2 separate regions of the Homo sapiens genome follow, and region 2 is linked to region 1. Evidence: chromatin loops called from intact Hi-C (ENCODE). Cell type or tissue: B cell. All regions are shown on one strand. Each heading gives the region's core, and the rest is flanking DNA. Links, peaks and the distances in the headings are about the cores only.

The links. A loop is a pair of places that touch in the nucleus more often than their neighbours do. Peaks named below come from ENCODE experiments on the same cell type or tissue, not always from the same donor. Only the 100,000 strongest peaks of a DNase experiment are listed, where the experiment ranks them.
Region 2: it touches region 1 in a loop (5-fold over the local background); 2 of 110 quality-filtered maps call a loop at or near these places.

The regions. Positions count from the first base shown.
Region 1 is chr7:21,348,408-21,356,017 of GRCh38, reverse strand. No RefSeq gene overlaps it. Among named protein-coding and RNA genes, the nearest start is that of SP4, 76 kb to the left of the region's middle. RefSeq lists enhancers at 613-662, 2,727-2,936. In B cell, for the core only: a CTCF peak has its summit at 3,390; a DNase peak (open chromatin) is centred at 3,057; H3K4me3 peaks cover 2,735 bases; H3K27ac peaks cover 3,879 bases.
Region 2 is chr7:22,693,970-22,701,579 of GRCh38, reverse strand. No RefSeq gene overlaps it. Among named protein-coding and RNA genes, the nearest start is that of IL6, 29 kb to the left of the region's middle. In B cell, for the core only: no CTCF peak of the experiment used is centred there; DNase peaks (open chromatin) are centred at 3,129 and 4,449; H3K4me3 peaks cover 1,224 bases; H3K27ac peaks cover 4,015 bases.

The sequences.
Region 1 (7,610 bases), core at 923-5,922:
AAAGTAGATAGGCATTCCAAGTAGAGGGAACAGCATATTACAAGACCCTCAGGTGGGAAGGTACTTTCTTTTCTTTGTTACCTGACATGCGGGCAATTATTCAGACTTTCACAACCCCAAATGTTTTATTGGTAAAACTGGGGAAAACAAGTTTCATGGCTACTTAACTTGCATTGTCATTGTGAAGCATTGAAGCTATGTAAGGAAGCACAGTGCTCAGCATAGTGCTCAGTCTCTGTGTTTCCTTCTTTCTATTTCCTAGAAGCAAGGTGAATTTGGGGTCACCAACGTGACACTTAATAAATAGCAGGTACTTGATTCACACCTCTATCATTAACACTCAAAAGTTCTAGGACTATTAGTGATTGCTAAATAAGGTTTGCTTTCCAGGCAGCTAGTGCAAGAAAGGAAGGCAGGTTTGGACAAAATTATCAAGTTACCTTAGCTGTGTGGTGACCAAAAAGGGAACTGAAATTATGACATTGTCCCTCCCACCGCACAGTCCACACCCTTCTCACCCACACCCATCTGATCTTATCTCCTGCCCAATCTGACATTTTGCTCTTTCAGGAAGCAAGTTATGCTGTTCTTTTCTTATGCCTCCAGTCTATTTTTTCAACACTTTAATTTTATGTTATTGTGGTAAAATATACAGAACATGAAGTTCACCATGTAAATCATTTTTAAGTATACGATTCAGTACTTTTAAGTATGTTCACAATGCTGTGTGACTGTCACCACTATCCATTTCCAGAACACGTTCATTATCCCAAACAGAACTCTATAACTATCAAACAACAACTTCATTCTTCTTCCCGCCAATGCCTGGAAACCTCTATTCTGTTTTCTGTCTCTGTGAATTTGCCTATTCTAGATACTGCAAATAAGTGGGATCATAGGTTTATTTCACTTAGCATAATGTCCTCAAGGTTCATCCATGTTGTAGCATGTCAGAATTTTCTTCCTTTTTATGGCTGAATAGTATTCCATTGTATGTATGTGTGACATTTTGTTTACCGCACTTTCTTTTGTACAATTATCTTATTGCAGTGCTATTGTTTTTGTATGTATTGTGTGAGCACCTGATGGCAGATGTGTAGGCAGAAGTTCTAAAGCGGCCCCCAGTGAAGTCCCTCCCGAGTCCCTGGGACTTCAGAATGTGCTATCATGCTTGAGATTATGTTTTGTTACAGAGGGAGACCAGCCTGGATTAGCCTGGTGGGCCCAATGTAATAACATACATCTTTAAAAATGGAGTTTTCTCTGGCTGATGACAATAGAGGCAGTCAGGTTTGAAGCACGATAGTCATTTGGCACTATTACTGCTTAAAGATTGAGGAGCCATGGGAAAAGGAATGTGAGTGGCTTCAAAGAGCTGAGGCAGGTCCCAGATCTCAGATGGAAAGCACTTCAGTCCTGTAACTGTAGGGTACTCTGTCATAACCTGAATGGGTTTGGAAGTGGATTTCTCCTCAGAGCCTACACTTAAGTTCCCAGCCCGGCTGACACCTGAATACTGGCCATGGGTGACCCTGAGCAGAAATTCCTGCCACACCAGGTTGTTCTCTGGTATACTGAGTGGGGAGGTAATAAATGCGTGTTGGTTTAAGTTGCGAGATTTGTGGGTGATTTGTTACTCAACAACAGAAAAGGACGACAGCGAGGACCCCATCTTTTCATGTTTGTGTTTAGCCCACTGCCTGGAACTGACTAACTTCCCAACAAACACTAACCAAGTAATCGATTGAAGGAGGCAGGAAGAAGGGATGATGGGTGGAAGAGAAAAGGAAGAACAAATGAAGAAAGAATGGATGAGGCGGCAGGATGGCTTGAGACTAGCCTAGCCCTAGAGATAGGGAGACCCTGTCTCTACAAAAAATGAAAAAAAAAAAAAAAATTAGCCAGGTGTGGTGTCATATGCCTGTAGTTGCAGCTACTAGAGAGGCTGAGGTGGGAGGATCGCTTGAGCCCAGAAGCTCCAGGTTGCAGTGAGCTATGATTGCACCACAGCACACCAGCCTGGGTAACAGAGCAAGACCCGGTCTCTAAAAAACAAAACAAAACAAAACCAAACCAAACCAAAGAATGGAATATGGAGGAAGCAAAAGGGAAAAAGGTAGAGACCAGATGTAGGGGAGGGCATTCAAAAGGGCTGAAAGTGAATGAGGGAAATTTTTCCAAAGAAATCTAGAATATTCTTCACCTTCTTCAGAAATTCAGATGGTTAATGCTTTTAAAATTTTTAGTATTCCAATTATTCAATTGTGTAAAGTAAGTATTTGTTTAGTGTCCTGTCAGCACAGATTGTAACTTGAATGAACAGAAATCTTGAATGTGGTTTTATTTTGATTAAGAACAACACTTATCTTCGATGTCTTAGGCACCCGTATAGTCAAGAATAGCCTGCTGGTAAAAGTCCCTGAGGGCAGTTAGTCAAGGAGGATTGGACATTAATATCTTTGGATTTTGAAGGAACTTATTGGAAGTAATTTCAATAAGTTCAATAATTGAACTCGTATGCCTCATTCTACTCTAAGAAAAGAAAAATGAGTCGATCCTTTGCATGATCACTTATCTGGATTTTAAATAGATGCACAAGCTTCTGATACCTAAAGTGTCACTTGTATCCTCATGTAAATAGCAGGATAATTTCCTTGACAGAAAATAGCTTCCTCATCCATGCATTACTGTCCTCATGATTTCAGCATTAGAGATTCATTTCTTTAGATTAAACATTGATCTTGACCCTTGTGAAATGCAGCTATGTTACCAGAAGGAGTAAGCTGTAAGTTCATTAACCTTTAAACATTAATGAAACATATCAGATGATTTTTCTCTCCCTTGCACAAGAGCAGTGAGAATCTGGTCATATGGGGGAACACTAAAGAGGAACTAACATCAAAGTCAAATTTACTTTCTTAGAAATTCTGTGTAGCTCAAGCCCTGTCTGGAAAGCTTATAACTGAGTTCCAGTTTCGATTTCACTGGACTGATCTGCTGCATGCTCAAAGGTATATTCAAATGTCAAGGCAAGGACAGTTGCTATAGAGCTTAGTTCCTTCTTTCATTTGATTAGACACATAAAGGGGTCATGTTCATCAACATGTTTATTTTTTTTAAATGACAGAATGACAACCTCAACAAGCTGAAGAAAAATTGGGATATCCTCGGGCATGTAACTGAAGGGTACAGAAGAGCTGCTGACTTCCAACAGAGATGGGGGTTCTTGTGCCACATGTCATTATCGAAAGCCTCAGCCTCTCTGTTCTGCTTTCTTGTTTCCTCTCTTTTTCTCTGTCTTGTCTTTTTCTCTGTCTTGTTTCCTCTCTGTCTTTTGCTCTGACTCCTTTCTCCTCCCCAGCCATCCAATCTTCTCTCTCTACATGTCTCCGCTCTGCTTTTCCCTATGTTGCCTTTATTCTCTGAAAATGTCTTTCCTCTGGTAAAATACATGGTACCCTACACTGCTCCAGGGATACATTGTTAGTGCCATAGCCTACAGTTGGTTAGAGAAAGGGTACAGCACAAGTCCAGAGGATGAGCCTGATTGGCCGAAGTTGGCTGACTTTCCCATCCCTGCAATCCTTCTAAATAGGAAGATATGTTCCCTGTTTCCCATAGAGGCGAGGGCTTCTTTTACCAGAAGAGGTGAAAGGAAAAGGCTTTATGCAGATGAATCCATGACTTCCACAGTCTATTTCAGGGTTCTAGTTGGATTGGTGGGTTTAATGAACACTGTACTTCATTGCTTCACAGTGGATGGCAACATTTCTATTTCACATTGATGTTACATTTTTTGAAAATTTGTATAGCAGAGGTGGAAGAGGAGAAAGAGGTGGAGGGGAAGAAAGCAACGCTATAATTCTATTTATTGTCTATTCGAAGAATACAACAGCTGAATCATTGTCCTTCAAATTATTATTTTTTTAAAGAAAAAGCCCTTTTCAAAACTAGAAATGTGTTATTTTTGATAAAGTTGGAGATCCAAATTCCAATTTTACTGCTGCATTATCAGAGTTAAAAGGTAGTCACATCTGGTTAAGGATTGAGTGCCGAAATAAAATTTGTAAAACAAAATGAAAAGTTCTAGGCTTGGTTTGACTCCAACTCTTTAAGAGATCTTTGTTGCTTAATCATTATCTATTTATTTAATTAATTAATTAATTTATTTATTTATTTTTGAGACGGAGTCTCACTTTTTCGCTCAGGCTGGAGTGCCGTGGTGCAATCTCAGCTCACAACAACCTCTGCCCGGGGGTTCAAGCAATTCTCCTGCCTCAGGCTCCCAAGTAGCTGGGATTACAGTTGCGCACCATCACGCCTGGCTAATTTTTAGCCACCATACCCAGCTAATTTTTGTATTTTTTGTAGAGACGGGGTTTTGCCATGTTTCCCAGGCTGGTGTCAAACTCCCGGCCTCAAGTGATCTGCCAGCCTTGACCTCCCAAAGTGCTGGGATTACAGGCGTGAGCCACTGTGCCTGGCCTCATTTTTTAAAATGAAAAAAAAAAAAAAATATATATATATATATATACATACATATATATATAAGTATTAGCGACCATTTATGACACTAATGATGGTCAAAGACCTCTACACATACAAGCTTCGCATTATAAAGTTTCTAATGCAGAAAAATGTGGATTCTAGTCATCTTTTCTCACTTGGATGCATTTCTTGAGGACTTGCTGAGTAATGTATTTGGTACACTCTTGGTGTTGGCTACAAACAGGTAAGGAGAGAGACGGCATGACCATTCCCACAAAGTCAGTGAAATAAAAGACAGTCTTCCCAGGGACGACACAGTAGAGCCCCTCCCACTACTTTCTTACTTGTTATTATTGTTTATTTTTTTCAGGAAGCCCCAGTTGTCAGGCGTGGTGGCTCATGCCTGTAATTCCGGCACTTTGGGAGGCTGAGGCAAGCAGATAGCTTGAGCTCAGGAGTTCAAGACCAGCCTAGGAAACATGGCAAAACTCCATCTGTACAAAAAATACAAAAATTAGCTGGGTATGGTGGTGCAAGCCTGTAGCTACTTAGGAGGAGGCTGAGGTGGGAGGATCACCTGACCCTGGGGAGGTCGAGGCTACAGTGAGCAGTGTTCATGCCACTGCACTCCAGCCTGGGCATGAATGAGGTCCTGTTTCAGAAAACAAAAAACAAAAGAAAAACCCAGAAGCCTCAGCCCCAGTCAAAAAACTTTTAAAGTCCAATAGACATAAAATTACTGCTAAAACAATTTCTAAACGTTTGGTCTCACGTACTTTGGGTAGTACTGACAAAGATCATTGCTGTCTGTCATGCCAGACCCTTACACTGACTACAATAGGGATGATACTGTGTCTGAGAGGCTGAAGAAGAGACCCAGAGATAGTGAATGAGACATAGGGTTTATTGGGGGTACTTACGTACAGGGGTGGCCCAGTGGATGTGGGCTGAACAGGAGAACCTCTACTGTTTGTAAAAAGCATGCAGTTGACATGGCATTTTTTACTTAGCACCGTCTACCTAGAAACCTCCATTTAACCCAAAACAAAGGACCTCAATATCCGGTATGACCTGTGTTCTAAGGGCTGGGAATTTAATCATCCTTCATAGATAAGGAGTAAATCTCTGGGTTGGCCACTCCCGTATTCCTTAGCACAGAACTCCGAACACACATTCTTCTTAGACCATAGGGTCACCCTTCAGGGTATGTGTAAGTTAAGTTATTGCTGTCAGGTGCATCTGCCATACACTGTCTCGCTTTTAAATATATGATAATTTTGAAAGAATTTCAAGCTTTTCAAAGTTACAAAAATAGTACAGATTTCCCATACACCTTTCACCCAGCTTGCCCTAATATTAACTTCTTATATAACCAGAGTACAATGATCAAACTAGGAAATTAACATTGGTATAGTACAATACTATTAAGTAAATTACAGATTTCATTTAGATTTCCCCAGTTTTTTATCTAATATCCTTTTTTTCTGTCCCAGGATCCAATCCAGGATCCCACGTTTTGTAGTCATGTCTCCTTGATTTTTTCCAGTGGGTGACAGTTTCTCAGTCTTCCCTTGTCTTTTGTAACCTGGACACTTTTGAAGAGTATTGGTCAGTGATTTTGTAGAATGTCTCTTGATTTGGCATTGATTAAGACATGATGTCTTGGCCAGGCATCGTGGTTCATGCCTGTAATCCCAGCACTTTGGGAGGCAGAGGAGGGTGGATCACCTGAAGTCAGGAGTTCAAGACCAGCCTGGCCAACATGGTGAACCCTGTCTCTACTAAACAGTACAAAAATTAGCCGGGCATGGTGAAAAGCGCCTGTAATCCCAGCTACTCAGGGGGAGACAGGAGAATCGTTTGAACCCGGGAGGTGGAGGTTGCAGTGAGCTGAGATTGTGCCACTGCACTCCAGCCTGGGCAAGGAGAGTGAAACTCCGTCTCAAAAAAAAAAAAAAAAAAAAAAAAAGGACATGATGTCTTAATTCTGATGATTTTATCCTTGATTGTTTGGTTAAGTTGGTGTCTGCTGGGTTTCTTCACTGCGTTAGTCCATTCTCACACTGCTATGAAGAAATACCAGAGACTGGGTAATTTATAAAGAAAAGAGGTTTAATTGACTCACAGTTCCACATTGGTGGGGAGGCCTCAGGAAACTTACAATCATGGCGGAAAGCAAAGGGGAAGCAAGTACCTTCTTCACAAGGCTGCAGGACAGAGTGAGTTTCAGCAGGGGAACTGCCAGATGCTTCTAAAACCATCAGATCTCGTGCTCCCATGATTCAGTGACCTACTGGGTCACTCCCATGACACGTGGGGGTGATGGGGATTACAATTCAAGATGAGATTCGCATGGGGACACAGCCAAACCATATCATCCACTATAAAGTAACTATTTTTTCCCTTTATAATTAATAAATGTCTTGGAGGAGTTATGTTAAGACTATGCAGATATCCTGTTTCTCCTCAAATTTTGCTGATTTTGGCATCTCTTCAAATTTTGCTAAAATTGATAGATCATGTCCATGTTAGTGATTACATATTATTTTGTTGTTTAAAGAGACTCAGGGAGAGAGATCACGAATTATTAACTGGAGTGCTCTGTAAAGAACAACCCCTTCTTAATTTGTTTATATGTTAAATTATTTATTTTTATTGGTAGAGAGTTACAGGTATTTATTCCATTCTGTGAGTTATGATCCAATTTTTTTTATTTTTAAATTAAGTGTAAAGACAGGGGCTTGCTCTGCTGTGCAGGCTGGAGTGCAGTGGTTCGATGGTAGCTCATTGCAGCCTCAAAATCCTGGACTCAAGCGACCCTCCCAACTTAGCCTCCCAAGTCACTAGGACTACAGGCATCCAGCTAAGTTTTCTTTGTTTTTTGTTTTTTTTTGAGATGGAGTCTCACTCTGTCACCCAGGCTGGAGTACAGTGGCATAATCTCGGCTCACTGCAACCTCCGCCTCCCGGGTTCAAGCTATTCTCCTGCCTCAGTCTCCCGCCAGCTAAGTTTTTTAAAAAAAAATTTGTAGAGACTGTGTCTCACTATGTTGCCCAGGCTGCTATTGAATTTCTGGCCTCAAGTGATCCTCCTGTCTCGAACTCCCAAAGTGTTGGCATTA
Region 2 (7,610 bases), core at 1,207-6,206, 1.3 Mb before region 1:
AATCAGTTCCAACAAAATAACTTCTTATTTTTTGTTTTTTTGAGGCAGTCTCGCTGTGTCACCCAGGCTGGAGTGCAGTGGTGTGATCTTGGCTTGCTGCAACTTCCGCCTCCCGGGTTTCAGTGATTCTCCTGCCTCAGTCACCCAAGTAGCTGGGATTACAGGCACACGCCACCATGTCCAACTAAATTTTTGTATTTTTAGTGTAGACAGGGTTTCACCATTTTGGCCAAGCTGGTCTATAATGCCTGACCTCAAGTGATTTGCCCTTTGCGGCCTCCCAAAGTGCTGGGATTACAGGTGTGAGCCACCGCACCCGGCCCCAAATAACTTCTTTTTGTGTGTTTGATGTCTTGAAGAGCTCTCTTTAATTTTGCACGGGTTTCTTGAAAGCATTTCATAGGTCATATGACAGGTTGATATGTCAACCTTATTTTTTAAAAACTCAATTATATGTTTGTCACGGTTTCTAGAGAGTCAACATCCTGAAATTCTTTTAAAAATGTTATTAGTATATGTGTTAAAAAACAGCTTTAGAGTAAAGTTGAGGTAGATTTGGTTCTCCCATTTGGCTTCAAAGGGAAATTTTAGGCTTGTTTGTAGGATTTTTTGTTTGGTAAAATGTGAGAGTCCTGTGTGTGTCCCTGGTTGAGGATGTGGTGGTGCCTGCCCTGGGTCAGCAGAGGAAATGATGAAATAATGAAACTTAACTGTAGCACTCTCCAACTAGGAGATAAGGGGACAGCTACAGCTTTTTCCCAAGCCTGGCCCACTTACATGCTGAAGTATCACTGGCGATGCTATGGAAATTCTGTTTGGGACCATCTCCATTCACTCCTTTTACTCATATCTTACAGTTTTAGAGTGAGTCAGACCTGGACTGGAGCCCTCATTTTGGCTCTGCCTGTACCATCTTAGGCAAGTCTTTTAAATCTGTGCTTTTTCATTATCCAATGCAGACAATTGTCCATGTATGTGCATGTTCACAAGCACTTCAGGAGATTCTGATATGGGAGGAAGGTGTGAAGGACCTTTCAGGGAACTGAAATCCACAGAGGTGAACTGACTTGCCTAACACCACAGAGCTCATCAGTTTCCAGGTGCAAGTCGATCCAGAGTTTTCCAACTTTCTCTATTGATCCTCTAGTGTTGTCTCCTACTATAAGAGTTCAAAAGTTCTTCAGCAAGAGACACCCTAGACAGACCCATCATTCAGCTCAAAGGTGCACCAGCTCACCTGCCTGTCCTCCTTCCCAGCTTTTGCCAGCGCTACTGTCTTCCTCCTTAAGCCCCAGTAAAAACCTGGCAGTCATGGATTCCATGGATTCCTTCTCCTGTACCCCATATGTAATCTTCTGGAAGTCCTGTTGTTGTTGTTGTTGTTGTTGTTTTTGAAATAGAGTCTCGCTCTGTTGCACAGGCTAATGCGACAGACACAGGCTCTGTCGCACAGGAGTGGAAAGGCTCGATCTTGGTTCACTGCAACCTCTACCTCCCAGATTCAAATGATTCTCCTGCCTCAGCCTCCTGAGTAGCTGCTGGGATTACAGGCGCCCACCACCAAGCCCAGCTAATTTTTGTATTTTAAGTAGAGACGGTGTTTCACTGTGTTGGCCAGATGCCCAGCTAATTTTTTGTGTGTGTGTATTTTTAGTAGAGACAGGGTTTCACCATGTTGGTCAGGCTGGTCTCGAACTCCTGACATTGTGATCCGCCCGCCTTGGCCTCCCAAAGTGCTGGGATTACAGGCGTGAGCCACTGCACCTGGTGTCCTGTTGGTTTTAAACTTGTAAATAACTTTCAGATTTATCTACTTCTCTCTGACTCCACCACCAAGTCTCCATCACCTCCCATGTGGACGATAACTTTCTATCTGGTCTCAGGGCAAACTTTTCACAATGTGAATCTCCTCTCTCTCCATCACCTGTTTTAGAACCGTCAGACTGGGTGTGGTGGCTCACGCCTGTAATCCCAGCACTTTGGGAGGCCAAGGTGGGTGGATCACCTGAGGTCAGGAGTTTGAGACCAGCCTGGCCAATATGATGAAACCCTGTCTCTACTAAAAATACAAAAATTAGCTGGGCATGGAGGTGGGTGCCTGTAATTCCAGCTACTTGGAAGGCTGAGGCAGGAAAACCATTTGAACCCAGGAGGCGGAGGTTGCGATGAGCCGAGATCTTGCCATTGCACTCCAGCCTGTGCGATAAGAGCAAAACTCTGTCTCAAAAAAATAATAAATAAATAAATAAATACATAAATAAAAACCTTCAATGGTTCCCTATAGCTGTTAGTTTGGAAATACAACATGACATAGCCTCCCATGTCCTGCAAGGTCCTGCTCTTCAGTCTTAACCTCATCCCATTCTCCATCATTCTCCCTTCTGTGCGTCTTCTTCCAGCTCTCTGAATGTGTCAGCTCCTCCCTGCCACAGGGCCGCTGTGCATGACACCCACTTGCTGGAATACTTCTTTCTCTCTTCCTCCTCCTTTGCCCAGTCAGCTCCTACTCATCCTTCAGTTCTTACCTCAAGGCTCCCTTTCTTAAGAAAACCTTTTTAACTGCTTCCGGTTTGTTGGGTTCCTGTTACAGGCACTCCTAGGCACCCTCCCCCACTTTTTCTATATGCGTGCTCATCACAGTCTGTAATTAATACACTCATTTGTGTAACTACTTGATTAATTTCGGTCTTTCCCATCATATTATATATTCTACAAAAGCAAATAATGGGACTGATTTTGCTCAGTCCCTGAGGTACGAGTCACTGTTGTTCCCCTAGCATCTAGAACAGTGCCTGGCACGCAGTAGATCCTCAATAAAAAAAAATTGTTTAATGAATGAATGATGTTTATGTCCAACTCTTCCCTAAATCTCCCTTGATGTATCCTATCTGGCCCCCGTCACCCAAGGCTCATCTTTCATACATTTACACTTAGTTCAGCCATGTTAATACATGTGTATCTTTTATGTTCTCTTTATTGTAAGGTAACTTCTATTTAATATATTCCTTCTTGGCCATCTTTATTGATACTTTCTAATCTGAGTGTCTCAGATAGGAAATAGCAGGGACCTCGTGACTGTGAGGAAGGGAAGTACTTAGTAAATTACCCTTCCTCTCTCTCTTTTACTGAACTGCTGGGGAAATCCCTTTGATCATTAAAACCAGAAACAGAGTCAGGCTGGAGGCCACAGACTGTCATGATTTGCATCAAAGCTTGAGCCCTAGATAATGAGGAAAAGAAAATGGAAATCTGTAGCTCTTCATAATCCACTGAATTCCTTTGCCTGTGAGAATCATAGCACTAGGGTGCTCTCTGAGACCTTTGGATTGATCATGTCACAAATTTCATACTATTGTAAATCATAATTGCAAATTGCTTTAGGCTATAATCTATGCCTAGACAGACTCTAAAATTAGTAGATGGTTAAATCAGGCCAAACTATTGGCCTGAGGGAGAGATGGGGTGGGGAGGCTCTGAGATCTTCCCTGGGGCAGCTGGGAGTGTCCCAGAGAACCAGAAAGTTGGCATTGTGATATTAGGGACTATCCGAGATAAGGTATGTGGTGCCTTTGCACTTCATGCTTAGAATGTGCTGACAATTCTAGAGAGCAAATAGGCACTTATGTTTTAGTTGGGAAAGAAATAACCTGCATAGCTCTCCTTTTCTCCAAAGCACAGGCAAATTGGAATCTGCCTACTTGTTTATTAACATATTCCAAAGGTCTATCAAACCTTTAGAAAAGGGGCCATTTATTTTATTTTATTTCCTTTTTTTTTTTTTTTTTTTTTTAGACAAGGGTCTCACTATGTTGCCCAGGCTGGTCTTGAGCTTCTAAGCTCAAGTGATCCACCAGCCTCGGGCTCCCAAAGTTCTGGGATTACAGGCATGAGCCACTCCACCTGGCCAAGGGACATTTCTTTAAAAATGCAATCCTGAGTAGAAGATTCTATAACATACACTCACTGTTGGCAAAGAAAGGGAGCTTTTTCTGAGTACCTTTTGTTGCAAAACCATTGAATTCCTGCCTGTTGAACTCTAACAAGTTTGTGACATGAGAAAAGACACAAAATCGATTGAACCCACCAACTCTGTTGGCTGCTGCTTCTGTTTAAGTAACTTCAGTACTAGAGCTGGGAAATCATGATCCAGAATTTAAATATAAGCACATTCCCTATTGTAACCTTCATTGTACTTTTACTCTTCCTTTATGGACCTCATTACAATGTGTAATCATTTGTTATTTGTGTTTTTTTGTTTGTTAGTTTGTATTAAGAGAACTGAATTGTGCCTTTTCTACTAGACCTTAAATTCCACGGGAGCAGGAAACTCTATTTTGATGACTTCTGTATCTGTTTGACCTAGAACCATCTTTGTATAGGGAGATGCCCAGTAAGCATTCACAGGTGTCAACCGCTGAGTCTCTGCTGCAGCCTGAAGGCAGTCATCATGATCATCTCCATTTTATAAATGAGGAAGCTGAGCACAGAAAGGTTAAGTAATTTGCTAGTCACTTGAGGAGCCAGGATTTGAACCTAATAGTTTGGATAGATAATTACACTCTTCTGCCACAAATAAACATTTGTTAAAAGAATGAAGGCTCCACAGGGGCAGATTTGGAGTAGCCCTGGCTATGCTATGTATGAATCACTCAGGCAGACATTTTTCAGTGAGCTGGGAAGTCCTGATTACGGTGTGCCTGAGCTAGCGGGTGTTAGGTGAGGGACTGGGGAGGGTGTGGTAAGTGGAGCAGGAAAGTCTTGTCAGAGGTACTTCAGAAGCCAAGGAGGTCTGGCCTAGTCTATTTCATACTACTCCTTTTTTTCTGGATCAAGAGTTAAAGTTCAGGCTGTTTTTATTCCTGGAAGCAGAACGGCCTAAGTGGGAGAAACCTTGAATGTATTTTCAAGGTTCCTGAAACCAGACTTAAGAGCTTGTGTGCTTTCCAATTGTGTAAGTGGTTCTAACCCTCTCTGATACCATTGACAATCTAGAGTAGGTTCAGGGAGATTCACCCTGACTTGTGACATGCCCTCTTTCTTAAATATGATTTTATTTTTTTAACTAGGTCTTTAAGATTTTTTTTAAAAAACTAGGTCTTCACAATTATTCATGCTTATAGCTTTTGAAAAAGAAACCAACCAGTACAGAAGGATACAAAGTGAAAGAAAAAAAAAAAAACTCATTCTCATTTATTTTTCCAGATGTCTTTTTTGTACTTATCAGTACATATCAACCACTGTATAGTCTCACATTGTTTTCACGTAAATGGGAACATACTATGTTATCTGTTCTGAATTTTTTTCTTTTTTAAAAATTTGAGGGGACTGCTGGGTTATGGTAGCTTGAACACATAATTTTGTTGTATTCCAAAAACTCCACTAAAACTGCAGAATGGAGGCTGGGCACAGTGGCTCATGCCTGCAATTCCACCACTTTGGGAGGCTGAGGTGGGCGGATCACTTGAGCCCAGGAGTTCAAGACCAGCCTGGGCAACATGTCAAAATCCTGTTTCCACAAAAAATACAAAATTTAGCCAGGCATAAAATACAAAATTTAGCCAGGCATGGTGGTGCATGTCTGTAGTCTCAGCTACTCAGAAGACTGAGGCGGGAGGATTGCTTAAGCAGAAACACATAAAGATATGGACCCTGCGCCACCCAGATCAGTCTACAGAGAAGGTCAAAATCAGTGAGCCCCATCCTCAAGGCTTCCAATCAACATAGACAACCAGCTATGTAAGGACATCATCTAACACAGGAAAGTCCAAAATAAACAGAAAAGTAATTTGTGCAGGTAGAAGAAACATGACATTAATATCCTCAGGGAAAATATTTCTTCATGCACAAGACTACACCCTAGAGAATGTGACCTGTGCTAGCAGAAACACATAAAGCTTCAACAATTCCCGGAAAGAAAGAGAGAACAGAGAACATGGAGGAGATAACATTTTTCAGAACTGATGGGCGTGGATTTTGAGGTTAAAGGGTCCCAGTGATGTTCAGTGTAATGGATGAAAAAATACCTCCAGCATAATGTGAAATTTTATCACATTAGGGATAAGGAAGATTCTATAAGCTCCCAGAGAGAAAATAAAACAACAATAAAAAAAAAAAAAAACAGATCACGCACAAGAGATCAGCAACTTCTTACCAGCAGCACTGAAAGCCAGAAGACAACGGACAATGCTTTCAAACATGTGAAGGACATTTATTTCCAACCTAGATTTCTATTGCAAGCCAAACTGTGGATCAAGTGAGAAGAGAAAACAAAACAACACATAACAAAAAGATAATTTCAGGCAGGCAACTCAAAAAAACATTTTTAAGTCTTCTTTCTCAGGAAGCTCCTGGAGGATACATTTCATATGGATGAGTAAATAAGCCAAGAAAGAGGAAGGCATGGAATACAGAAAGCAGAAGATCCATCGCTGTGGAGAAGGGAAAGGGAATCTCCTGGAGAGTGGTGAAGGGAGATCCCAGGATGACGATTACACATTAATTGAAGAGGGCAGTCAGTACAGATTGGAACATCGTGACTCAGGAGGTGGCTTGAGTACTGTCATTGCCAAATCTTCTGCCATTATACTTGTCTTTTTAAAAACTGGTAGGAAGCACATAACATAAAATTTAATATCCCCCAAATTTTAAATTGTACTGTTCAATAGCGGTAAATATATTCACATTGTTGTGGAACAGATCTTTAGAACTTTTTTATCTTGCAAAACTGAAAGTCTATACCCATTGAACGATAACCTCCTAGGCCCCCTCCCTTTAGCCTGGTAACCACAATTCTACTTTCTGTTTCCATGAATTTGACTATTTTAGATACCTCATGTTAGTGGATCCAGAGAGTATTTGCTTTTGGTGACTGACTTATTTCACTTAGCATAAAGTCCTCAAGGTTAATCCATTTTGCAGCATGTGACAGATTTTCTTCCATGTGAAGATTGAATAATATTCCATTGTATGTACATACCATATTTTGATTATCTCTTTATTCACTGATGGACATTTAGGTTGCTTCCACCTCTTGGCTATTGTGAATACTCTTGCTGTGAATATGGATATGCAAATATCAATTTGAGATTCTGCTTTCAATTATTTTGAATCTATACTCTGAACTGGGATTGCTGGATCATATGTTACTACTATTTTTAATTTTGTGAGAAACCACCACACTGTTTTCCTTAGCAGTCGCACCATTTATAATCCCAGCAACAGTATACAAGGGTTCTAATTTCTCCACATTTTTGGCAACACTTATTTATTTTTTTATAGTAGCCATTCTAATCGGTGTGAAGTGATATCACGTTGTGGTTTTGATCTCCATTCCTCTGCTGATTAGTGATGTTGAGCACCATGACTGTTGGCCATTTGTATGTCATCTTTGGTAAATGTCTGTTTGAGTTCTTTGGTCACTTAAAAAATTGAGTTATTTGATTTTTTTGATGCTGAGTTACAAGAGTTCTTTATACATTCCAGATATTAATCCCTTATCAGATATATGATTTGCAAATATTTTCTTTCATTTTGTAGTCTACCTGTCCATGATGTTGATCGTGTCCATTGATGCACAAAGTTGTAAAGTTTGTTGTAGTCCCATTTGCCTA